Regions from separate parts of the Homo sapiens genome. Here regions 1 and 3 are each linked to region 2. The links are chromatin loops, found by intact Hi-C in ENCODE. Cell type or tissue: dorsolateral prefrontal cortex. All regions are shown on one strand. Links, peaks and the distances in the headings refer to the core of each region. The heading gives the core; the rest is flanking DNA. Region 1 overlaps LOC105374317 (a long non-coding RNA gene). Region 2 holds the start of LOC105374318 (a long non-coding RNA gene). Region 3 has its middle 53 kb from the start of TDRD15.

Region 1 (8,325 bases), core at 80-8,079, 62 kb before region 2:
AATATACTACCTGCTTCTTGGAAGGGCAGGGATAGAGCCACGCCATCCAGGCTTAGAGCTCTTTCAAGTCTGTAAAATTTCGCTTATTATACTAAATGCCACACTCAGCATAATTTTCATCTTTCACTATTCTGAAAGATACCCTTCCCAGATAGGATAGAGGCAGGAATAAAAGCAGTGAAGGGGATTTGAAACTCTGTCCTTCTACCTTCTTTCCCACTGAAAAATTCACCAAGGGGAAGATGACTCATACTTCCCCATGGAAATGCAGAGAGAGAATATGGGGCAACACTCTGGTCCACATACGAGGCAATCTCTGTCACATCCAGAGGGATTTTCCATTGGGGCTAGATATGGTGAGTGCCACCAAGCATGGGGAGAGCTTGGCATACAAAAGAGAGAATCAAAAGGCAGGTCCTCACAGCAGGCGCTGGGACATCTGTATCCTCAAGTGTTCAGGAAGGCTGGTTAATTACTACAATCTTGTGTCAACAGTTGCCTTGGAGACTAGCAGCAATCACAACATGTTTGCTTTCCCAAGGAAGTGGTGTCATAGGGAAATGAAAGAGGGATGTCAATTATTTTATTTGCATATTAAAGAAAAGAATTACCCCAGAATTGGAAAGCTTGGGGGCTTTTCAGTAAGATATAGAAATACATTGTTTTCCATCTGGTGTCTTGTGCACCAACCATGCTCACTGCTCACTGTCTGTCATGCTAGCCTATCCTTTTCTGTCTCTTGGCTTTTGTGTATGTGAAAACTTTGCCTTTGGTTGTTTATACTTTGCTTGGAACAGAAACAGTCACAATAAAGAAGTATAGAGGGAGAGATCTTAAAATCGGGTGCTTGGGAGACTATCTTGCTGCTCTGGTCACGCTAAAGTGGGTAGAGAGAGGTGGTTCTAAAAAGTAGTTGAATGTCCTTGGGCACCCAGTGGTGAGGCCGTGGAGCAAAATAGGGGAAATTTTGACTGATTCCCTTAATGCCCTCCCCATCCTAAAAATGTGGATTTCAGGGCTCAGCCTTAGGACTGGAAAAGGCCAATTTGAGATTGGTCAGACTTGAGCACCTCGCAAACAGCTATCGCAAGCCAAGTCACTGTTGCCCAGAAAGGAAATTAGCGTTTATCACATTTCAGTGAAAATGATGTGGCCCAGTTAATTTAGATTTCCTTTCATTTACAATAGACTTAAAATCCTATTTAGCTATAATCCAGCCATTGTAAAATTGGTTACAAGGATCCTAATTTTCTGAGATATTGAAGCCCCCCGTTCTATCACAGCATCTTGATTTTATCCGTTTTCATCCATCGTTAAATTTCTTATGGCTGAGAATGCCAGAGGTGACCTACCTTTCCAATCCGCTGCTGCATTCAGCAGTAACTGGATTGAGATTGGAAACATTTATTTTATTCAGTGCCTTATCTGTTCTTTTCCACTGTTTTAAACACTACTGAGGGTCAGACTGAAAATCCTTCTCTGATTCTAACTGTAATCAAGCGGGAAATGGTTTTATTTTATTTTAAACTAATATGGAGCCTAAGAAGAAAGAATCATTTCATACAGTGGCATTGAATGGCCCATTCCGCCATTGCTTAAAATGTACAGTTTTGCATATCTTATCATCAAGCCTACATTTACATGACCTTTAACATTGAAAATTTATCTGACCTTTTTCCCCATTTAAATTGATGTGTTTCTCATTTGGGAGCCTGTTAAAACCTTACCATCTTTAGGGGTCTACAATCACAAGTGATCTCTCTTCTTCATGTGAATTCCTGCTGCTCTGAATGTCTGTGTCACCTGTGCAATCTATCCATCCACAGCATGATGTCCTTAGCTTACTTCTGTGTGAGTCTTGCCTCCCATACTAAGTGGGCACTTTGTGGAGGCTCACTATGGCTCAAGCTGCTCCATCTGTTTCACCTAGATGATGGAGAGCACCTGCTGATAGATACAGTCCAACAAGAGGAAGCCTTGTGTGTGCAAGAGTCTGGACTTTTCTGAGTTCCTGGCATTAAGATCTTGAACATGTTAGTTAGAGACTCCTACGAGGAACTTCTTGATCCTCAGTCCCTCCAGTTCCCTCTAGGCCTTAATGCCTTCCAGAGAGATTGCAATGGGCTCAGCCACTCCAGATATGAAGTACAATGTGGTCTGGGAGGTGTGGATGGCTGAGAAGGTGTGGAGGTGGGCGATGGTAGAGTGGGAGCTGCTGTGTCTTATAGTCTGTACTGAGCTCACTGTTTTCCCAGGCCTCACTGTTTTCCTTCCCTGTAGACCAGGGTTTGACTCTGCCTTGAACACTCTTCCTCCTCTCTGCCCTCCCTGCATAGTGGCCACTTAACAGCTTTCCTCTGGAGCCATCTGCAAAGAGATGGGAAAGACAGGACTGGAGCATTTTCTAGAGAATGTGGGTTGCTCTGATTCAGAGAAGGAGACAGGACAGGAGACAGTGCTAGTGATCCTGACCTTGGTGCTCAAACTTATAGTGACTTAGGGAGGTGGCGTGCCACCTAGGCACAGTTCTGCCCCCAGCCATGCATCAGTGAGTAAAGGCTGACTCAACATATACCTTCAGCCTGCTCTGTTGGAGGCATGAGAGCTTAGGGCATGGAGACTTGTCCCCTATGGCCCCTGCATTTGAGTTGCTGAACCCTCTACCTAGGAGGACTGAACTTAAGCCCAGTGCTGGCCTTCATATCTCCTAAGACACATGAGCTTTGAGCCCCATCACTCAAAGAAGAGGAAATCTCTGTGGCATTCCAGTGTGTAGAATGAGGACACAGAAGGATCAGAGAAGGCTTCTAGGTAAAAAGGAACTTTATTTTTTAATGGACTTGGAAAATGTCCTTCCTATTAGCCAGAATGTACAAAAGCTGAAAATTTTCTTTCTTTGAGAAGGTGGAGGGAAGGATGATACCAATACAGTGTGGCACGAACTACACTGTGGAGGGCAGGAGATGCTGTGTGAGCTCCAGGCAGGCTCTTCATCAGCTGGGGGGGCTTCCCGGGGCTGAAGAGACAGAAAGCATGGAAAAGAATGACAAGGCACTTTTCCTATTCAAACTTATTAAGAATTCTAGCCAGTGTGCTCACAGAAAGAATGGCTCACTGTTTGAGAAAGTTTGGGTCAAGCGTTTTTTTCTCTTTTGTTTTGTTTTCCAAAGTCAAATAGGCCTCTGATGATGATTTTCTAAAGAAGGGAACTTCTGGGGCTCTCTCTGGCCTTAATCACACTTTATTGTAGAAAATACATGGATGGAGGAGCTAAATAGCAGCCTCGGCTGCCCCTCATTGCTTCCCCAGTTCCATGGGTGCTGGACAACTGTGATTGAAGCCTTTTGCCAAGGAGGCCTTCATGCGGGGACCATAGCTCCCTTCTTTCCCCTTGTCCATGCCTTTCATTCTAAATGGCACACAGGGTGGGGAAAGAGCTGGGAAGAGGGAGCCCTCCTCTGGACACAGGCTTGACCTGACCTGGGCTCTGGCTCACCTTTTGTTCTCCTTTGCCCACTGAGGAGCTCTTGGGTTCTTTTCAGGAAACCTGTCATTTCTCCTTCCATCAGCAACCAGCCCCATTCCTCAACATTGGCTTAAAAAGCGGTGCCAGCAGGCTCAGCACCAGAGGGCAGAGAAAGTGGCCTCAGGACCACTTTATTGCTCCAGCTAGCCCTGGGGGTTCCCTATCTGAGGAACACTGAGACTCCGTGTGTGATGGATGTGGAGTCCCTTCTGAGTAATCTGATAGGACTGGAGAAGAGAGAGAGTTCAGGCTCCATCTGACCTAATCACTCAAAATCACCTGTCTTCTAAGCCCCCTATACCTAGAGGAGTCGGCTCCCCAAGCTTTGAGGAGTAAGGACAAGCTGGCCAGGAAACCCTGGTGTAGCCGAGGAAAGTGGCAGTGTGTGCCCCCTCCCCCTGCTTGATGGCAGTACAACTGAGCAACTCCTACTGCATAGTTGTGTGGACCAAAGTAACTGTGTGCTGTCAGCAGAGGGTGACCGTCCCCTCTCTCCTGGACTACTATGGAGCAGCCTGTTGGCAAGGGGTCCAGGGAAGCCATACTACACCACTAAGGAGAAAGGAGCTCATAGTCAGACCCAACAGAGAATTTCTCTTTTTATGACACAGACTTTCCTCCTTTGACTTTTTGCCACTGAGCCTTGCTGTAGCTCAGAGATGTTCTAAAGATAGGCCATCGGAGATAAAGGTAACATCTGAAGTCATAGGTCAAGAGCTCCTGTGTGTGCTTCACCAGGGGCACCAAAATCTTAGCTCTGCACAAAGCTCTCTTCCTCAATTTTCACTGAACCCTCTGTCAGCTTATATGGCAACAACTTACAAATGGTGAAACTGAGACCCCAGAATTGGGATTAACAACTTGGATGTTATTTAAAAGAAGAGCTGGTGTTCAGCCACGTGACCTCTGTCCCATTCATCTTTATACCTTTGCCTCTGGAAGGCCTCATGCTCTGTAGCCATAAGAAAATGATCTTACTTCTTTGAACTTCATCTGTAAAGTGGGGTGACCCTTCACAGGGTCTTCAGAGGAGTAGATCAAAATACAATATTTTGCATGGTGCCTGGCACACAGCAAGCCCTTCAGAAAATGGCAGATATTAATGTAAGGCTTTGATCATGAGGATTAGATGACTCTGGCTGCTCCTTGGGGCTGAGAAACCACAGCCTGTAAGGATAGTGGAGGAGAGCCCATAGGAAGGTCTGGCCCCGTGATATTTGACATTATTATCTTACCGTCTCTGGTGGCCAGAGTTGCTACAAAGATGATTCACCTTAGTCCAGCGCAAAGGCTGCCCGAGCTTCTGGTTTGTATTCTACTGGGGCCTGGAACAAAGCCAGGAAGACACAATGAAGGATGTTTCCCTTTGTGTCCACAGCTGCTTCCTGGTTACAATGGGCCATTGTTGTGCTAGGCCACAATGGAAGGGAAGTGGAACTGATTGGCTAATGATTCTGTCTCATGTCTTGGGCCTCAGAGGCTCTGCTCTGTCAGGGGCATCTGAGGTTTTAGGAACTTGTCTCAAACAGTAAGTTAGTTATTACCGACTGGTAGATGGATTATTGATCTTAACTCATTTCTCCTTTCCTGTAGTAGAATGATATATTCATGGGCTTTTCATGTGACTTTGGAATACCTCCCACTGGAACAGGAATATATATCCTGTTGATGGCGGTCATGGCTTTAACCATGGATGTTAGGATACATGATATAAGCAGAGGTTTTCAATATGCTTTGGTTATTTGGCTTGGCCTCTTGCATTTCTGCATCTGCCATAAGAAAAACATGCCTTGGCTGATTTCTGGTCCATGGAATGAGGAGACATATGGAGCACACCTGAACTCAATTCTTAGTTCAGATCCAAGCCTTGCTGAGCCCAGTTGAGATCAGCTAAATCCTAGCCTACCTGCAGATCCGTGAGGGAGAAAAATGAATGTTTATTGTTGTAAGCCCAATGAGATCTGGGGATTGTTTGCCATGCCTCATTATTTTGAAGCAATAGCTGATGAATGCACTGACACACGGACTCTCTACTAGAGAAGGGATCAGCAGGAGAATCTGATGGCTCCAGGCTGGCCAATGTAAGTCCCTTGGAGAGGGACCCAGACTTTTCTGGACCAGGATGGCTGAGATTACCTTTTCCCCAAGAGGAGACTGTAGAGAGCCCCGGCTGGGCATGGCTTATCCCCTTTTGTGCTCCCAGCACCCAACCTGGTGCCCTACTCTGAGTATGTAAATGATAAATGTATGTTAAATCTTATTGAAATGAAGTGAAACATAGCCAGGCTGAAGAGGCTTGATTTCCCAAATTAGGGCTTTCTGTAGGAGCATCCAAGATGCAAATCAGAGAAGAGTCTGCGAAAAGGGCAGGCCTAGTCCTTCCAGGGGAAGGCCAATGCCAGGAGAACTTTTAGAAATGTCCTGAACCCATGAACATCGTTGTAGCTTTTGCTCTCTGAGGGTTGCTACAGAATATGCCTAGAAATATATCATTTTCTGGCTCAATTTGTCCAGACTGCTCTAACAGAAAAACAGAATAACATGGACTAGGTGGCTTAAACAACAGAAATGTATCTCTCACAGTTCGGAGATTGGAAAGTTTGAGATCAGGGCACTAGTATGGTCAGGTTCTGGTGAGGGCCCTCTTCCCGGTTTGCAGAGGACTTTTCTCTGGCTCTTCCCTTACATGGTGGAGAGCAGAGAGAAACAGAGAGAAAATAAACTCTCTTTTATCTCTTCTAAGGGTTACTTATCCCATACATGAGGACACCAACCTCAGGACCTAATCGCCTCTCAAAGGCCCCACCTTCTAATTCCATCACACTTGGGATTAGGTTTCCTCATAGGAATTTTGGAGGTGGAGAATACAAATATTCAGATCATAGCAATTTCCTGTCTAGAAACAACTCTTGATCATGCCATTAAATGTCTGCCTCCTTCCTTTTTCTGTCCTCCCTTCCCGACTTCCCTGAGAAGACAGCAGACCCCACTGTGATGTTTCATCCCAGCAAAGGCTGGCTGTCAGCTGATCCTTATTTACCTTATTCCATAAGAATGTGAGAAATAAACCTTCTCAGAGACAGTTGTGTTTTTAAAGGAGATTCCCAGAGTTGAAAAAATCTTCTCTTGGCAAATAAATGACTCACTGATGATAGAGTATCAAACACTATGTTAGACTGTCACTATTTTCTGGTAGAAAGTTCTGTGTGCTCGCCTACCCTTCCACCCCACTCCCCCTGTAGAGTTTCCCTAAATCCTCCTGTATTAGGGCAAAGCCTGCTCATTTGCTTCTGTCACTTCTTTTCCTCTGTGATTTGGACGAGGCAGAGAGGTAGGCAATGAATTGTACAAGCTGATTCTATTTAGAATTACTGGGGGCCTCGGGGCACGTGTTTGTAAGAGTGCCTGTTTGCCCTGACACTGCACTGTTGGAAAGTAAGAGGATACCCTGGGACTTCTCCAGGGGGTGGGACTCCAGAGCCTGCTTTCTGCTGCCTCATTAAGCCAGCCAGTCCTGATGCCTAAATGCGCATCACTCCATCCTCTTCCTTTAGCCACCTCCTCAAGGGAGTGGGCATTTCAGGTTACTGTTTCCAGGGGAAGGCTGACTAAAATTAATGAAGGCTTTTCATTTTGGAATAGCTGGGTTACTTTCTGATAGCTGCAAGAAAGCAGCAGAAGACTGGGAATGTCAGGTGGCAGGGGCCTAAGACTGGGTGTCCGAGGGCTGGAACCTCAGTGTTCTCATCTGGGAATTACAGAAAATAAAAATTTGTCTCACAGGATTGTTGTGAGGCTCCAGTGAGATGGAGTGTGTGAAACCCCTCTGAGTGACAGAATTCTGTAGAGATATGAGTTGTTAACAGATTGATTATAGTGATGAATATGGTGTATTAAATAAGTGATGAAGTTTACTTCATCTTCCTCCTGCCAGATCTGTAGTGTCATGAGGCAAAGTGCCAGCCAAGCAGGGACGCTCTGGCATCAGACAGCTTGGGTTCTAATCCTGGCTCCACCACCCACTAGCTGTGTGATCTTGGGAAAGTGACTTCATCTCTCTGTGCGTAAGTGTCTCCATCTGTAGAATGGGGAAAATAGTAGTACCTACTATCTATGGTGGTTTTCAGGTTTAAGTGAGTTAATACCTAAAAAGTATTTAAACAGTGCATGGCACACACATACTTTCAAAAGATGTCTGCTATTTTGTTTTAACTTCTTATTTTAAAATAACCATAGATTTGCGGGAAATTGCAAAGACATGCATGGGAATGTCCCCTGCATTCTTCACCCAGCCTCCTCCATTCTTGACACTTGGCATAACTGTGATTCCGTATCCATACCAGATAATTAACATTGATATAATCCACAGCGCTTTTTTAGGTTTCACCAGGTTTGCATGAACGTGTGTGTGTGTGTGTGTGTGTGTGTGTGTGTGTGTGTGTGTCGGGAAGGGGGGAGGGTCCATGAATGACTTCATGTAACCACCACAGTCAAGATACAGAACTAGACTCTCACCATAAGGTTCCCCCATGCTACTCCCTTATAGGCACACCACAAAGCTATTTTTAATGCATTCAAGTAGTCGGGAAACAGAATTCTTTTTAGTACATGTTTACAGCAAGAAATGACTGACACTGAACTTGTGGAAGAGTAATCTTCCTGTCCTTGGTAATAGTCATGGAGAAGCTGGATCTTCTTAATTGGGAATTATTTAAAGTGATAATACAGGAGCGGGAGAGAAGATGGGGTAGGCTGAAATCTGAGGTCCCACCTCTAAGCCTCCATGATTATACAGGAAG
Region 2 (8,325 bases), core at 146-8,145:
AGATCAATAACGAAGTCTGGGTTGATAACATGTGCATGGACAAATGCGAATTGTCATGAAGTGTGAAGATTTTTATAGCACATGTTGTACCCACCAGAGATCACCAAAAGAAGAGGCACTAAAAAACCAAATAGGCAAAATGACTCAGCTGGATGATGGCAGCCAGCCTCTGTCATCAGTTACTTCAGTGCTGGCTTGAGGGATACATGAACAGAATGGCCATTATGGCAGAGGTGAATGCTACACCTGGGTTCAGCAACACGGATTCTGAGTTACCAAGGCTAATCTATTTACTCCCACCACCAATGTCCAGCCTGCCAGCAACAGAGGCCAGTGCTGAACACTCAAATTGCACCATTCCTTGAAAATATAAAGTGGCCACTGGTGGCAAGATGATAACACTGGACCCCTCTCATCCTGCGAGGTGAGCAGTTTCCTTTCACAGGAATAAACACATAGAACTTGTGTGGGTATAAGATTTTCCCGCCTACAGGGCCCAGCCAGCACCACTAGCAAAGAGTTTATGTAGTGTTGCATTCAACAACATTGGATCCAACTGGAAAGGGAAAGAGGGAGGGTGGGATGGGGTTGGGGGTAGGGGAGAGAGAGAGCAAGAGAGCTGCATTCCCAGAATGAAAGGAGTTCACATGCCTAGAGAGGTATCAGTAAAGGGGAGTGGGAGACAGAAAGTTGGAAGGTTTTTCAAGGGGTGGATCATGGAAAGGCCTTGTAGGCCATGCTAACAAGTTTGAGCCATATGGATATAGGTAACCAATGAAGGACTTTTTTTTTTCTTTTTGAGACAGAGTGTCAGTCTGTGGCCCAGGCTGGAGTGCGGTGGTGCAGTCTTGGCTCACTGAAACCCCTGCCACCTGGATTCAAGAGATTCTCATGCCTTAGCCACTCACGTAGCTGGGATTGCCAGCATGCCCCACCATGCCTGGCTAATTTTTGTATTTTTAGTAGAGATGGGTTTCGCCATGTTGGCCTAGCTGGTCCTTGAACTTCTGGCCTCCAGAGATCCTCCTACTTTGGCCTCCCAAAGTGCTGGGATTACAGGCGTGAGCCACCGTGCCAGATCCCACTGAAGGATTTTAGAAAGGTGGGTGGCATGATTGGATTCGCCATGAACTCCTTATTATCTCGGACTTTATTTCTTACCTTATTTGTTGAGAAGAAGAGGGATGTGAAATTTGGAACTAAATTAAAATCCATGTGAGCCAGGCCTCTGTCCTATTTATCTCAGAAGAATGCCCTCTCATTTTTATAATGAGACAATCGCCAAGATTATACTTTTTTTAAAGTGGCAAAAACATACAAAAGGAGTAAAGGGGATCTTTGCCTGCTCATATTTGTGAAAACCAAGAACAGAATATAGAAATGCCCAAAGAGCATGTTTGAATACATCTCTTTGTAAAACATGACAGAAAGGAGTGATTATTTAAATTGGACAGGACTTTGCATTCCTGGCTCCTTGGTGGCAGTGCCTTTTGTCTGAACTCTTTTACTAGAAAAATGTCACAAAGGATAAAAAATGAGTCCAATAAGTTTTATTCAATTTCAGAGTCTATTATATATTCTGTTTTACACAAAGCATATAATTTTAAATTTCATAGATAGGCACACTGAACATACACTTGGTAGATATACAGCTATTTGTACGAGTGAAATTGAAACCCTCCAGGGAGGGTACATTAATAATTCCTTACTTGTAAGACAGAACAGCCATCTCATATTCCAAACAAAGCCCGGCCAGCACAGAAGTGATTCATGGTCATTTATGAAAACTGATTACCAATCACCAGATTGTAAAGCCATGGCAACATTTATTTTTCAATCTCATAAACAATAAAGCTCCTTTTTGTTAAACACATGAGGGACCTCTTTCCCATGGAGGAGTTAGTAAATGCAAAAGCTAATTTTCCACATCTGACAGCATTCATGAAAGCTGATGAATACATGTATGATAAACACATATTTCAGTAGAAAGAAAAATTAATGTGTATATACCTACATAGCGTTTTCTTTCACTGGGGTGTTGATCTGAGAGTAGCGGTCAGGGGAACCTGAATCTTTTATTTTAGTGCCTCAAAGGCAAACATTTTCCTAATTGGACAGTTTAAAATATTCAGTTCATTAATCCTAGATAAAAGCCATATTCATATTTAGCTTAAATGGTTCTTTTCAACAAGATATATTAAAATTGTAGTTTCTTTATTTAATAATGAGAAACAAGAGATCACAATAATGTCTGATTTGTAGCTTATTCTCGATACTTGGTAAAGACATTAGACAAACCATTTATGAATTTTCTGTCAACAAAGTGTCCTAAGGTACCACCAGGAAGAACCAGCATGGTTTTGTGACCCACAGGTCCTGCTGGGGCTGCTTTTTCCTATTCCAGTGGTTGAAAGCCAGGCCAAGTGGACACAAAAAGTAGCAAGGTCATTCTCTGCTTGGCCTTCACTTGTTGTGTCAATGTCTGTTATGTGTCCCAGGGAGACAGTAACTTCTCCAAGGTCAGCCTGAAAGCCTGGAAGTCTTCTCCCCCATCCTGTAGCCAAAAGTGGTGGTGAAGGGATATGAAATCCAACACTGAGTGAAGGGGTAGGAAGAGGGTGGGGGGATGGAGGAACACAGGCAAATCAATTTCCCGTGATGTGCATAATTGGTCTTACACTTGGAAGTGCTTCTGAAAACATTTTCATTCAGAGTGAGCTGAAGAAGTTTAAGAAATAAGCAGTCCTAAATCAGATGATAGGTTGGGCCATTTTCAAGGGTCATGTGGCCAGAGCTGAGCAAGTTGAAATTTTGCTGGCAGAAGTCCATTGGTATTTTTGGACCCCTGTAGGAAGAATAGGTAAATGTAGATTTTAGGCAATGTGGCTTCTCCTGATGTAACTCTTGAGTTTGACTTTGAAGCACTGGGCCCGGACTTAGTCTTTCCAGAGCCTTAGGACCCCCATGTCTAGGTATTCATTAGAAGAGGCGAATCCATGTCCAGTCTTTGGCTCCTGCCTTGTTACATCTCTTCCTTGTCCTTTGGCCAAGCTCTGCTCCAGGCTTGAGCCTTTTTTATTTCTATAACACAGTTTGATTCACTGTTGTTGAAAATCTTGAATGGTGGCATCATTAATAATACATTCATTACCTCAGTCAAAAATGGCCAGCGTTCTGCCTTCTTATCTGCTTCCTTGAGCATTTTATTGCCAAACCATGAAAAGAAGTGGAGTTGTGGGGGCAAAAGTAGTTCAAAACTTCCAGTCCAGTTCTGGCCGCAAGAACAATCTTTAATTCTTGTTTTGCACCAAATATACTATCCCTTCTGGGTCTGTTCTAAGCTGTGTAAGCAGATAATTTCCAGTTTTTCAATGGCATTTTTAATAGTTACCTTCTGGAATTCAGCTTTCAAGGGATTTCCTGATAAGAGCTATGTAATCAGGATGGAATCTCTTATTAAAAGGATTTTCCTTTTCCAAATCTTGAAAAAAGTCTGTTTCTCTCTTCTCAAATTATCAGGCAATCTATCAATAATTGAAGGTGAGATTGAAACTATGACCTTGGCAGGTAGTGCAGAAGATTTGCTGAAGTTGTTTAATAGTGTGAGCTATTTTTTAGATTACGGAGTGTTTTTAAACTATATTAAAAGTAAACTTCTTTTCACACTCTTCAGGGGCCTGGGAACAGGTTCATTTGTTCAACAAACATGTCACTTATTCAACAATCAGTACTATGAAAGTAGAGGAAAAGAGTGAATTGAGGAAGTTTCCAGTTGCCCTTCACACTGACTCTCCTTGGCACGTTGCTGCTGATGGGTCCATCCTTGGCCTACTTACCATGGTGTCGCACAGTTATGAGGACAGTTCTAAGTCTGTCTCTGGATAAATGATGTACCAGGCCCTAGTGCATACAGACCTTCACCTGAATCACAGGGGGTATGTTAAAATGGCTGCAAGCCAGATACACAGTCAGTATCTAAATGGAAGGACTGGAAATCTGTGTTTCCACAAGCTCCCCAGGTGATTCTCAGGCTAACTAAAGTCTGAGAATTAAAGCATCAGAAATTGTGCCTAGAAGCCTGCCTTTGTAAGTTAATAGAATGATCTTGGATGATCTATTTAACCCCTCAGTACCTCAGTTTCCTCATCTGTAAAATGGCAGATAATAACAGTGTCTACCTCATGGGAATAGTTTTAAGGATTATGTAGTTATTAATTAAAAGATGTTAAATGCTTAGACCAGTGCTTAGAGGTGCTATGTAACTGTTTTCAATTATTATCACCATTAGTTCTAGGATTGCTTATAGCTGGACACTCAGCCTGTACGGCTTTCCCTATGAACCTTCAGCTGTGCCCAGTTTCAGGGCTCAGCAGGGTGTCTGAAGGCAAGGTCTCTTGTCTTGTGCTTAATTGGGAGAGGATGAGCAGGGGGCATATTGTGAAGCAAGGGGGCTCAGAGAGCTCTGGGCAGTAGACGTGGTGATTGAGGCCAACTTTCGTTTAAGTCTCAATACTGCCCCCTCGTGGCAGTATAAACTAAGGCCGGAGCCTATTTCCGTTACCTGTTAGACGGAAGTGAAAAAATTAATGGCTACTCCCTTTCATCTCTTCAATTTTGCCTTTTTTTTAACGAATCGTTAAAATAGGGACATTTCCTGTTAACTTGACTTTGGTATTGTGTTCTCTGACCCAAAATTGGGAAACCACGCTGAAGGGTGATTCCACAATGAGCTGGTCAATCTTGGCTATCACCTTCCTCCAAGTTATATTGTGGGAGGCTAAGTAAAGAATTAGGAGAGAATGGAGAGGCGGAGAGTTCTTTGGAGATAGAGTGTTAGTGTGCAGAACGTTCCCTCCTGTCCTGTCTTCTGCCCCTTCCTCCTCTCAAAGCTGAGTGGGAAGGGGCTTCACACAAAGATCAGGAAAGCTTGACGTATGGCTAGTGAACTTTAGGAGGGAGAGGTACTGGGATGTGGCTCAACCAGAGAAAATCCCAGGTGAGCAGCTGGCTGGAGTTCCTTGCGGTGGCAGAGCAGGGACAGGGCTACCATAGAGTGAGCTGCCCTCCCACCACAGTGGGGCAAAGGTGCTTGTTTTCTGTGGGCCAGATGTAGAGTCTGATGGACAGAGGAGGCCGTGGGCCATCTTGCAAAAGAACCTTGGCCATGAGGCGTCCTGCTTAGGGGTGAGGTGGGCTCTGCAGAAGGACTGCACTATTAGCTGTAGAAGCCATGGAGCATCCTGCGGGGTTAGCTAGAGATTGTACTAGGGAACTGCAGTCAGAGAATGGGGGGTGGAGGAGAATTTCTAAATACCCACAAAAGCAACCTGGGAGAGAAAGGATCAAGTCCAACATATGGACAATTACTACACTCAAGGTACCAACACTAGATTACAACTCTGCCTGACAAGAGAGGCCTTTTCTTTCCTTCCTTATCTCTTTTCCCTTCCCTTCACCTGACTATGGAGAAGGCAGAAATGGTCAGTGAGGGAGGAGGTGAAGCAAACCAAATCTGAAATTGTCCACACCCCTCCAACTCTGCTGATGTAGGATGTAGATTTCTGAGCCTGGGACAAACCAAAGCTTGGCAACAGGAGAGACTTTATATTGAATGAGGGTTTGAAAGTTTAATATTAAACTTGACTGGGGCTTTCCAAATCATGAAGTAACTGAAAATGCTGTAGGAACTGTCCAGGATTTTATCTGACAGGGAAGACTGATTCTACGGAGTAGGTGTAAAGGGTCAGCAGTGAGATAGAAGAAAGTTACCTTTGGCTTGCACACTGCCAAGTCCAGCTGGTTCACTAAACTAGGTAGCCTTGTAATATAAGATTCAAAGGCGCTAATGTGTGGGAAAGTACTTTGAATATTATAAGGTGATGTACATACTTTGAAATTAAAAATATTTTTATATATAGGTGTAGCTAAAAAAATAAGACAGAAGAGACCTATTAAGCACCTACTCAGTGCAAAGTTGACCTTGCTTTCAGTGTTTAGAGGATGCAGGAAAAAAATACGACATTGTTCCTGCCTGTGGGGAGCTTATTGTCTCTAAAGAGCGACAGTTGCAAGCCCCACCATTTCCTTATCCTCTTTTCTGCCAGGTCAAATGAAGTCAGACAGCAAAGGTGATTGAATTTTCAATCTTGAAAATACATCATGGAACCTGATTTTCCAAAGAAGTGATTCAAACTGAACAGCAAGGAAGCTTAACTTATTGCTGCCTGTCTCAGAACTCAAGCTCACACTTCTCTTTTCTTCAAATACTCGCCTGTTTCTAACAATCTGCCCACTGCTCTGGGTCCCGATGCCTCGACGCTGCATCTTGCTGCCCCGGTACTCTCTTTAACCTCAGGAGAAGAATCCCCACCTCGTGTCACTAGAATGTGGAACAGAGAAGAAGGAAGAGCTGACATAGTACAGACCAAGAAGATTTTAAAAACAAACAAACAAACAAACAAACAAAACCACATCCAGTTCCATCAGCCACACCTGGCAGTAAAGCCCTCAGTGGCCAACTCAGCAGTCCCACTTTGATTCTTCTTAGACGGCAGCATCTTCTTAGATAATGCTGTGCCTGATGCACAGTAGAAGCTTAATAAATACTATGACAAATTAATGTCTTTACTGATTATATATAGTTTTCTGGGTGAGAGCAATGAAGATAATCCTATGTCTTCCTTAATCCAGGCAACAGACAGCTTTCTGTTTAAAATTTGTGTTCTGGATAATCAGGGTATACAGAATGCTGATGTATTACCATAGTATCAAACTACAATAAGGCAATGTTAATCTAGCAATATATATAATGAGAATATTGGCTACAACAGAAAAACAGGGGCTTGTCTGGTCTGTATCTCTCAAGTGTGAGGAAGCAGTTTAGTCAAACAAGTTGAAAAATAAAACAAAATTTAAAAAGGATAAAAAAAAACCCTGGTTCTTTGTTTTCCAGGGGAGACCATCTCTATACTGAACTAAATTTAACTTCCCTATTGTGTATGATCGCCCTCCAATATGGGGCTACTCTGCCCAGAGGGACGACTTTGCCCGTGATGAGGATTAATCCCACTCTTGACCCACACAGATGGTTTTAGTGACTGTATCTTTTGTGCAGCTCCATTTCTTCTCAAAATGTGCAGATGAGATGTTTCTTCCAGCCTCTGGATATTGAGGTGCCTGGGATACCTGAGTGAGGGAAGAAAGGAGCACCAAGAAGTGGCAGCTGAAGCCAGATTGCACAAGAGAGAAAGGAAGACCATCCAAGGCAGACAGAAAAACTCAAGAGAGCAGCCGTCTGGGGCTATTTATCACATGAACAAAGTCAGAAGCCTTTCAATCTTCCTCCTGTATTACATCAGGGTTCATTTTTAAAAGATACGCAACTTGGTGATCACAAGTTATTAAAAAAAAGTAGAAGAGATGGAAGTGTGGGTGTCATGCGTTGTGAAAAATTGTCCATTTAAAATGGATACAAAATGGAAGCCCAATTTTATTTAATGACAGTAAACTTATCTAGAATGCTGCATTCCCATAGCCTATCAGCTGAGAATTAGTTGATTGAACACCTTCTGCTTGTCTTTGTCAGGCCCATAGCTACATGAAGACTGGTCTCTGTCCTCAAGTTGCTTACAGTTTGCAGGTGCTACACCAATGGGTATCATTTGTATCTCACATAGGGTGAGTATTGATGGTTGCTCTGCCAAGCCTTTTAGTGACTCTTACCTTGCTCTTCACGCAAAGAATATATCATATACTGCTGTGCCACCCAGGGCCATTCTCTCACAAATTAGAGCTCCTTGATCCTGATCCTCAGAGTTGTAGAATGAATTCCACCCTAGGATCCAGAAAGGAGTTTTGGGGAGGGTTTTGGAAATGGTGCGAGAATAACCCGCAACCTAGGGAAGCAGGCTGCATCACAAAGCATGAATAACCAGGCCCCACAGTGGTTCGTGGAGCTCCAAGCAGAATCTATCTGCCCAGAGGCAGCATGTGGTTGGAGGGGAAAGAGCCTACCTGGTAGGAGATGACCTAGCTGTCAGTCATCCTTTTAAAGCTACAGGCCTTGGGGGAAATATTTTTCTTTTGGAACCTCAGTTTTATCATCTGAAAACCAAGAGGTCTGACCTCACACCCTCTGTAAAATTCTTCCTGAGTTGACTTTCTGATTAAACCATTTCCTCTTGCTATGTGCTATTGTCGTCCACAGCTGGATCTGTTTCACTGACATTTGGATTAAGCCCAGTGAGGCAGTAAATACACAGCGCAAAGTTCTTTATATGATAATAGGGTGGACCCTGGCTGGCTGAAGGCCCTGTGCACCCAGGC
Region 3 (8,325 bases), core at 281-8,280, 140 kb before region 2:
TATATGTAACATACATCCCATGTTCACTTTGGGATGGATTTTAGCATTAAAATGAGATGGAATTTGGCTGTTCATGTTAAAGGTGAGCCATAGGACACAAAGGAAGTTTGGTTGAAACTGGCTTAAGGTCTGCAGTTATCAGAAAAGAATGTTTGTAGGGCTGGTCCTCTGTCCAATCAGAGTTGTAACAGTCTGGGCTCTAAATCAGAGTTAGGAGTAATCTGATAGCTCCTACAGTTATGGAGTTTCGAGCTGTAGAAATTTAGAAATTTGCCATGCCAGCTGGGTCCTGAACCCTCCATCCATAGGTAGCTTTGTCCTTAACCTTAGGGTCCATCTTCATTGATAAAGGGGCTATTTTTATCTCACATTCTTTGAAGCAGCCCCTACTCCACATTTCCATTTGGCATTGGCCTTGTAGCACTTTGCCCCTGCAACAAGTCTCTATCTGGGCCTCCAGGCTGTCTGTGACATCCTTTGAAATCTAGGTGGAGAAAGCCATGCCCCTACAGCTTTTGCATTCTGTGCATCTGCAGAATTACCACCATGTGGACAATGCCAAGGTTTATGGCTTGTTCTTTCTGGAGTGGCAGGTCAAGTTGCACCTGGGGCCACTTGCGCCACAGCTCAATGACTTAAAAACTGAATTTATAATGAAAAGAGAAGCAGAGTGGAAAGATTTGGAAAACTCTCAGCCTAGCCTTGTAAAGTGAAAAATCATGTTTGGGAGAAGAAACCAAGGACATGGTCCAGCTACCATTTGCTAAGGAACTTAGCACTGATAGAAGGAATCATCAAGACAATGGGAGAAAGGTCGGGAAGGCATATTAAAGATCTTCTAGGCTCCTCCTCCCATATTAGGCCCAGAGCTCCAGAACACAGAATGGTTTTACGGAATGGGATCATGGCCCCCTACAGGGTCTCTACCAGTTTCTGCTTCCTGTGCTTGATATAACACTCCTTGGTCACCCCAGCTGTGGTTTAGGTTTATTTAGCAAACATTCAATGATTTAGGTACTACCCCCACCCCACCCTAGATAGTTCTTAGAATGCAATATTATTTATTTGTTGATATATCTGATTATATATTTATTTCTTGAGGATAGAGATTATCTCATTCACCTTAATCATTAATAGTTAACAAGGGATCAGCACGTAACAAGGGCTCGGCAAATATTTGTTGGTTTAAACATATATCATGCAGCAGGAGCCATATTAGCCACATTATCTATATAATTCTTCTGTCAGCAAACTTTACCCAAGATAAGATCAATTTGACTTGATCTTATGGCCTAGAAAGAAATTATTATACAGTATGCTTATATTCTTATCATATGGAGCCTAACCTTTATCATGTATTAACTGGTAATCTTATTTTATCAGTACCTAAAAGTTTACATTATGAGAGCGATGGCAGCCAGCTAGGGCAACATGTGTTCAAATCTAGAAATGTTGGTCTGAAGATGTATAAAATTCCGTTTCTGGAGTATCTCTTTGCTTGACTGTTTTACATAATTGAAATGTTAATCATGTGATTTAATATTTAGAATAGTTTTCCTAAATATGAAATTAAATTATTAAATCTATTTTATTTTTGAAAAAATGACATTAAGCTTTGTTCTGTAACACATCTGTCTGATCATGTCACCACCTTTATCCTTCCGGCCTTCATCTCTTTACATACCTCCTGGGTATCTTCACCTATTCTCTTCTACCATCCTGCTTATTCTCACATACTGAGCAAATGTTTGTTTCTTGCTAAATTTTTAAAAGTTCATTTATCTTATCACTCTACTAGGGCTACAAGCTTCTGGGCAGTGACTGGACCTTTTCTTTCTCTTCCTTTTTTTTTTCTTGACAGGGTCTTCCTCTGTCATCCAGGCTGGAGTGCAGTGGCACGGGCAAAGCTCACTGTAATCTCAAACTTCTTCGCTCAAGGGATCCTCCCTCCTTAGTCTTCTCAGTAGCTAGGACTACAGGCATGTACCACTACACCCAACTGATTACTTTTTGGAGAGACAAGGTCTCCCTATGTTAGCCAGTGTATTTTCTTCGTATATTATGGTGCTTAGGATATATGGTCAGCATGTAGGAGGAGCTCTGATTACTCAATTAAAAAGTTTACCCACATGTTCTGAATTATTCTGCCTTCAATTTAAGATGTGTTTTACTCTTTCTCGTGGATTATATTGAAGAACACATCCATATTTTTCCATTTACCGATACGATGTGCCAACCAATTGTTTGAGGTGTATAGCTTCATTTCTTACATCTCCCCTGAAGTGTAGACCCGTATATTCTATTGTGTCCTTGACATTTTCACGAGGATGCCTAAAAGGCAATTTAAATGTATGTTTTAAATTTAATTCTTGTCTTCCTCCCCCATACCTGCTCTTTCCCCAGTGTTCTCCACCTTAGTGATTGGCTTCTGGTTCACCTGGTTGTCATGACAAAAACTTTAGCATTATTGTTCATTGCTGTTTTTCTGTCATATCCCACAGGCATTCCTATTGGCGTTCCCTTTAAAACACAGCCCTCTTAACCTTTACCCCCTCCACTCCACCATCAGTTTCTCACCTGGATTACTGCAACAGACTGCTCTTCGGCCTCTCTGCTACTCCCTTTGCCCACCCCCCAGCACACACCAAGTCTGTTCTTCACATAGTCGGAGCCAATGAAAACCCAAATGTGATCATGTCCGAAACTTCCAAGGGCTCTCCTCCACATTTAAATAAAATTCACAGAATCTGTACAGCCTGCAAATCCCTGCACATCTGGCCCTTCACTGTCTTTCTGACCTCATCTCCCACTATTCCCATTACTCACATTCTCTAGCCACACTGTTCCTGTACAGATCTTTAACCACGTTTCTGCCTCAGGTCCTTTGTACACGCCATTGCTGCCCCAACATACTTTTTCTCAGGAATATATACATCTCTCACTTAAGTCTATTGTTTAAACATTGTCTTATTATAGAGGTGAATCCTGACCATTCTTCACAAAGTAACATATTCTCATCTCCGTAACTGTTTCCTTACTCTATTTTACTTCATAACCTTAATGCCAAACTCACATTATAATGCAGATATATTTTTATCTTCCTCCACAAGAATGTAAGTTTTTTAAAGGAAGAAATTTGCTTGTCTTTTTCACTGTAATCCCTGTACTTAGGGAAATTGCTGACATATAATATGTCCTTTTAAAATGCAATTTTTGAGTGTGACCGAATTTCTCTCTGTGCTCAATTTAGAGTACATCTGCTTTCTTATTTGTTGTTCTGCATGAGATTGGGCTCCATTTTTAAGATTGCTGGACTGTATTTTCTAAGGATGTCTTTAATTTGTGCATTATTAAACTTATAACCTTCTGAATTATTAATTTGATTGTGCATTCCTTTTAGGATAATTCATCATATATTTCATCTTTGATAAGTCATTCTTAGGAAGATGGAGTGAAAAATAAAGATATCTTTTAGAATTTAAAAGTAGAAATTTTGGCCACCAGATGGAGACCCAGTACTGACTTTTTGTGATAGGTTGACTATCCGAGAGAAGTAACCTTAAGAATACATGCTTAAACTGAAATGCATTTTTTTTACTCCTCATTTGTATATTTCTAGCAACTTTACTCATTAGAGATATTATTACCTATATCAAGGAAGGTGTGGAGTGGTTAGCAAGTTGTACTAGAGAAGAATCATAGAATATAAAGCAACCAGAGGCGAATGTATTTGAAGATCAGGGTTCTTAGCTGATTCTCTGGTAAAGTAAGGTCAGAAGAGAACAGGCTGTTGAAGAAAGTGAAAATGTGCGGGTAATGCTGAGTGATGGAATGTTAGAGCCAAGGGAAATGTGTTAGAGGGGAAAAGGGCCAGACAGGAAAGAGTTCAGAAGGGAAAAATAACTTGTGATAAAATAGGTGTAACTACAGCGTGCCTTCCTGACACAGCAGAGTAGAGAGACAATAAGAGTCATAAAGTAGATTTCAGAACGTCTTTGGTGGCAAGGATCTTCTAACTGGCCAGGCAGGTTGGATCTGCTTGTTCATTCCCAAATGAATGGGGACATTGGCTGACTTTATCACTCTATCTCTTTTATTTTTGGAATCATTTTTCCACAGTGCCATGTAATGTGGAGACTACATGTACCACATGAGGTACCTAAATATAACAATAAATACATTTCCTCTGGAGTTCTTAGCAAATAGGATTTCTTCATACTTGAAAGAAGAAACACCCCAGAAGGGAGAATTAAATAATTTTTCAATTTTTACTCACTGAGTTTTATTTACCTTACTTTCAGCAGTGGCCACACAAAAAAATCTCTTTATGCCAATGCCAGGAGGAGAAAAATAGTTCATAGCTTACATGCTATTTGACCTAAACATTAGAAGAGAAATTTGCCTTTTGTTTCATCGTCACCTTACGAAGAGGTTGATGATCTCTGCTCTGTTTTTCTTTCACCCCACAAACAGCAATAACCTTTTAATTGCTCTCTCTGCCTCTGCTCTCTTTTCTGTCCAATTTTGGCCCTCTGCAATCCTATGAAGCTAATTTACCTAAAACAAAAATGACCCAGCTGTATTTTTTTTTCCAACTAAAATCTGTCAGAGACTGCATTGAGTGCAGGGTAGAATCCAAACTCGTTAGCATAGCGAATTCTCCTGACCCTGACCCTACCTAGATTCTAGACTTGATGTTCAGCTCAGGTGTAACTTTTGAAGCCTTCCTTAACTCTTCTAGCAAAAGTGATAGAGCCACCTCTTTCGTGTTGTCATGGTTTTGTTTGCACTGTTACAGTAATCCCTTCTTATGTGTAGTTTTGCTTTCCACTGTTTCGGTTACCTGCAGTCAGCTGCAGTCCAAAAACAGGGGAGTCTAGTACAATAAGGTATTCTGAGAGAGTGAGAGAGACCACATTTACGTAACTTTTATTACAGTATATTGTTATAATTATTGTTGTTAATCTCTTACCATGCCTAATTTACAAGTTAAACTTTATCATCGGTATGTATGTGTAGGAAAAAAAAACATAGTACAGGGTCCCACATCCACAACCCAAATCGATGGGTTCAGTCAACTGCAGATAGAAAATGTGACAACAAAAATAACAAAAATATTTTATTGAAATATTTTTTATTTCAATAAAAATAACAAGACAACAATAAAAAATGATACACATAAAACAATATGGCCTCTTGGGCAATGTAAATATAAATTTACATAGCATTTACATTGTATCGGGTCTTATAAGTAAGTTAGAGACAATTTCAAGTATACGGGAGGATATGCATAGGCTATATGCAAATACTACACCATTTTATATCCAGGACTTGAGCATTTGCAGATTTTGGTATTCATGGGGGTGCTAGAGCCAATCCCCCAGATGTACTGAGGGATGACTGTATATTTCTGTTTTGGTATGACCCATGGTTTTATGGAATCCACTGAAGGTCTTGGAACTATCCCCTGAAGATAAGGGGGACTACGGTATTAAATCACTTTTCACCTTATGTTGTATTTAATTTTATTGATTTTGATCTTACATAGGTTTTGAGTTCCTTGAGATCGGGGATCCTATTTCCCAAGGTCTTCAGTGAAAGAATTATTTACTGAGAATTATTGTTACCGAGAGAGCAATTAGCAAATTTTTTTGATGAACCTTTCAATTTTGTTTCTGTAACCTTCCAGTTTTGGTTTTGTAAAAAACTATAGTATCATTTATTTTCTGTCATTGTTTTCTACAGACTTTAGATAACCAATCTGATTTAAAAATTGTTTGCATTTTAATGTTCAAAACCAAAATAGCCTCTTGGGCAAATAGAAAAACAAAGAGGGTATTGTTATTTTAACCTCTTATAATGTAACTCATTCATTGCCTTTATAGTACATCATGAATACAATTTAATAGAATCATTTTCTCTTTTAATAGTTACATACAAATTGAACACCAATAAGGTTAATCAGTAACCATGTAGTATTAATCAACATGAAGAATCAGTTTCAATCTACATACTCCCTCTCAAAACTGCTTACATCAAATGCACCGAAACAACAGTATAGAAATTGACTGAAGTACAGGATAGTGAGTACTAGTAATCCCAATATTGAGGAATACTTTAGGATTCATTTATTTATTTATTTGGCAAACATTTATTCAGCATCTACTATTTGTCAGGCACTGTCCCTGACCTGGAGAATATCTGTAAATAAAAGAGTCAGCTCTCAACTCTCATGGAATTTAACATCTCATTTTGGAGACAGACAGTGAGAAGTAAACAATAAATGAGCAATATGATTTTGGATAATGGTAATTGCTGTTAGGAAAATCAAGCAGAGGAATAATGTATAGAATTGATGAAATGTGAAGAAGCAGTTTTACTTTTTTTTCTCATCTAAAAGATTATGTGAGCAATGATGGTAGTTTAGATTACAGTAGTAGTGGTAAATATGGTAAAAAGTATATGTATATGGGATATATTTTGGAGATGGAGGTATCAAGACTCTGATAGATTGGATGTGAAAGATAAAGAGATTTTTAAAAGGATGATTTAAAGTTTTTTTTTCTTTTGCTTGAAAAAAATCTTTCAGATTTTAGTAAAACAAATTGGATTTTGAAATTCTTGCACTTTTATGCTTAAAACTAAAAGGATATGGGGATGGTTTACTGGACTGGGAGGATGTTCAATAGACATACAGGGTAAAAAGGAGTGGGAGACCCAAAGTATTCATCAGTCCTAAATACTCTTGCTTACTCTTTCAGATCACTTTCTCCCTCTTATCTAAGAAATTCTATACTTTGTGGCATTATCAAATAATTCGATAAATCTTAATATCATCACCCCAACAACCATTGCCATGTAAACCTGGAAATAAACTAAAATGTCTAGTGAGAGGGTGTATTTGTCAGAGTGTGCTAGATATTTTCTGTTTTTCCCTCCAAATTTACTATCCACTCTTTTTCAGCCTTTTCTGTTTCCCAGAGGCTGACTTTATGGATTACATCAATGGGATATCTTATCCTCTGGATTTTGTTTAGGTTTGGCCAATGGGATACATAGACAGGAGATCTATGTGTGGGAAAATAATGAGATTGGCATGTTTATTTGCCTTCCTTCCTCACTACCAACTTACCATGGGCTTGCTGTGTTCCTTTTCTGAGGACCACAGCTCTGACCTGGTGATCCTCTCCTACAGCTACTCTCACTGGGTTTTAGTATCCACTTTGTCCCCTTCCTCCTTAAGGCTTAGGGGATTTCTTGTTGCTAGTCCCTAGGGTACTGCACCATCCCTTGTTGATTCCCTTTAACCCCTTCTATAGACCTTTATTAAAGTGTCTTCAAAGACCCCTAACTATACCATTTGTTTCCTTCTAGGACTTTATTTTTTCATTTGACAGCCACAGAAGCTGACTTTGGCTGAATTAAGCAATGAAGAAATTAACTGCAAAGGTTATTAGGTATCTGATAGAATTATCTGAAATCATGTTGCATAACTTGCCCAATGAGAAAACTGTCACTGTTGCTACTATCCCTATGTAACCCTAGATGCAATTGTTGCTAGTCATTGTTCCCTACCAATACCATTTCTGATTCAGAAATGGAACCTTAAAATCAATAAGAAATGGCTGTTCCTGCCACTAGTGCCAAAAAAAAAAAAAAAAAAAAGGAAGCTTCAGGCAGAACTGGTTTTCTCACATTGCTCTTTTCTGGTTTTCTCACATTGCTCTTTTCTGGTTGGCCAAAAATACGGTATGTCCCTTCTGGTTCTTTGGCTACCCCATATCAATAAACACTCATATTCCATACTCAAACCTTTAAAATATGTAAAATGCTATTTGTTGATGCAATACAACTATCATTTAAAATGAAAATGAATACATGATCACAATATCCTCAAAAGAGACAACCCAAAGTATCCTAAATTAATTCATTTGACTGTAAGTCTGGCCTCTCTGAGTGATATCCATTTCTTTTCTGGTTTTATTGTAATCCTGTTTTGACATTCTATAACTTGTGGACTAAAATGTGAAATTAGCCACTATCAAAACATCCCAGACAAAAATAGTAGTGGAACTGGAGTGGGCAAAGAAATTAGGTATAATTTATAAATACATTTACAAAAAGCAAGGAAGAAAATATGGGGACATGATACAGCTCTTGCTTCTTCAACTAGTTACAAGTCCATAGTTACTATGTTTTCATTCTCTTTCTTATCATGCATTTGTTTCATGGCTTCTTTCCTTTCATCCAGCACCTTAGCTGGTCTTATCTCTTTACATGATAGGGGATGCAAACCTTTGTTTCTGGGGGATTTGAGCCTTTGTA

The links. A loop is a pair of places that touch in the nucleus more often than their neighbours do. Peaks named below come from ENCODE experiments on the same cell type or tissue, not always from the same donor. Only the 100,000 strongest peaks of a DNase experiment are listed, where the experiment ranks them.
Region 1: a loop joins it to region 2, with 6 times the contacts of the local background. A loop is called at or near these places in 4 of 110 quality-filtered maps.
Region 3: it touches region 2 in a loop (12-fold over the local background); 83 of 110 quality-filtered maps call a loop at or near these places.

What each region holds. Positions count from the first base shown.
Region 1 is chr2:21,251,310-21,259,634 of GRCh38, forward strand. The region is part of intron 1 of LOC105374317 (a long non-coding RNA gene); the gene reads left to right. Among named protein-coding and RNA genes, the nearest start is that of TDRD15, 130 kb to the left of the region's middle. In dorsolateral prefrontal cortex, for the core only: CTCF peaks have their summits at 4,909 and 5,109; a DNase peak (open chromatin) is centred at 4,882; H3K27ac peaks cover 8,000 bases.
Region 2 is chr2:21,312,818-21,321,142 of GRCh38, forward strand. LOC105374318 (a long non-coding RNA gene) reads left to right here and starts at 1,304. Exons shown (of 3, transcript XR_939801.3): 1 at 1,304-4,996; 2 at 7,586-7,677. In dorsolateral prefrontal cortex, for the core only: CTCF peaks have their summits at 4,512 (motif pointing left) and 4,713; a DNase peak (open chromatin) is centred at 4,504; H3K27ac peaks cover 542 bases.
Region 3 is chr2:21,172,511-21,180,835 of GRCh38, forward strand. No RefSeq gene overlaps it. Among named protein-coding and RNA genes, the nearest start is that of TDRD15, 53 kb to the left of the region's middle. In dorsolateral prefrontal cortex, for the core only: CTCF peaks have their summits at 3,518 (motif pointing right) and 3,719; no DNase peak of the experiment used is centred there; H3K27ac peaks cover 925 bases.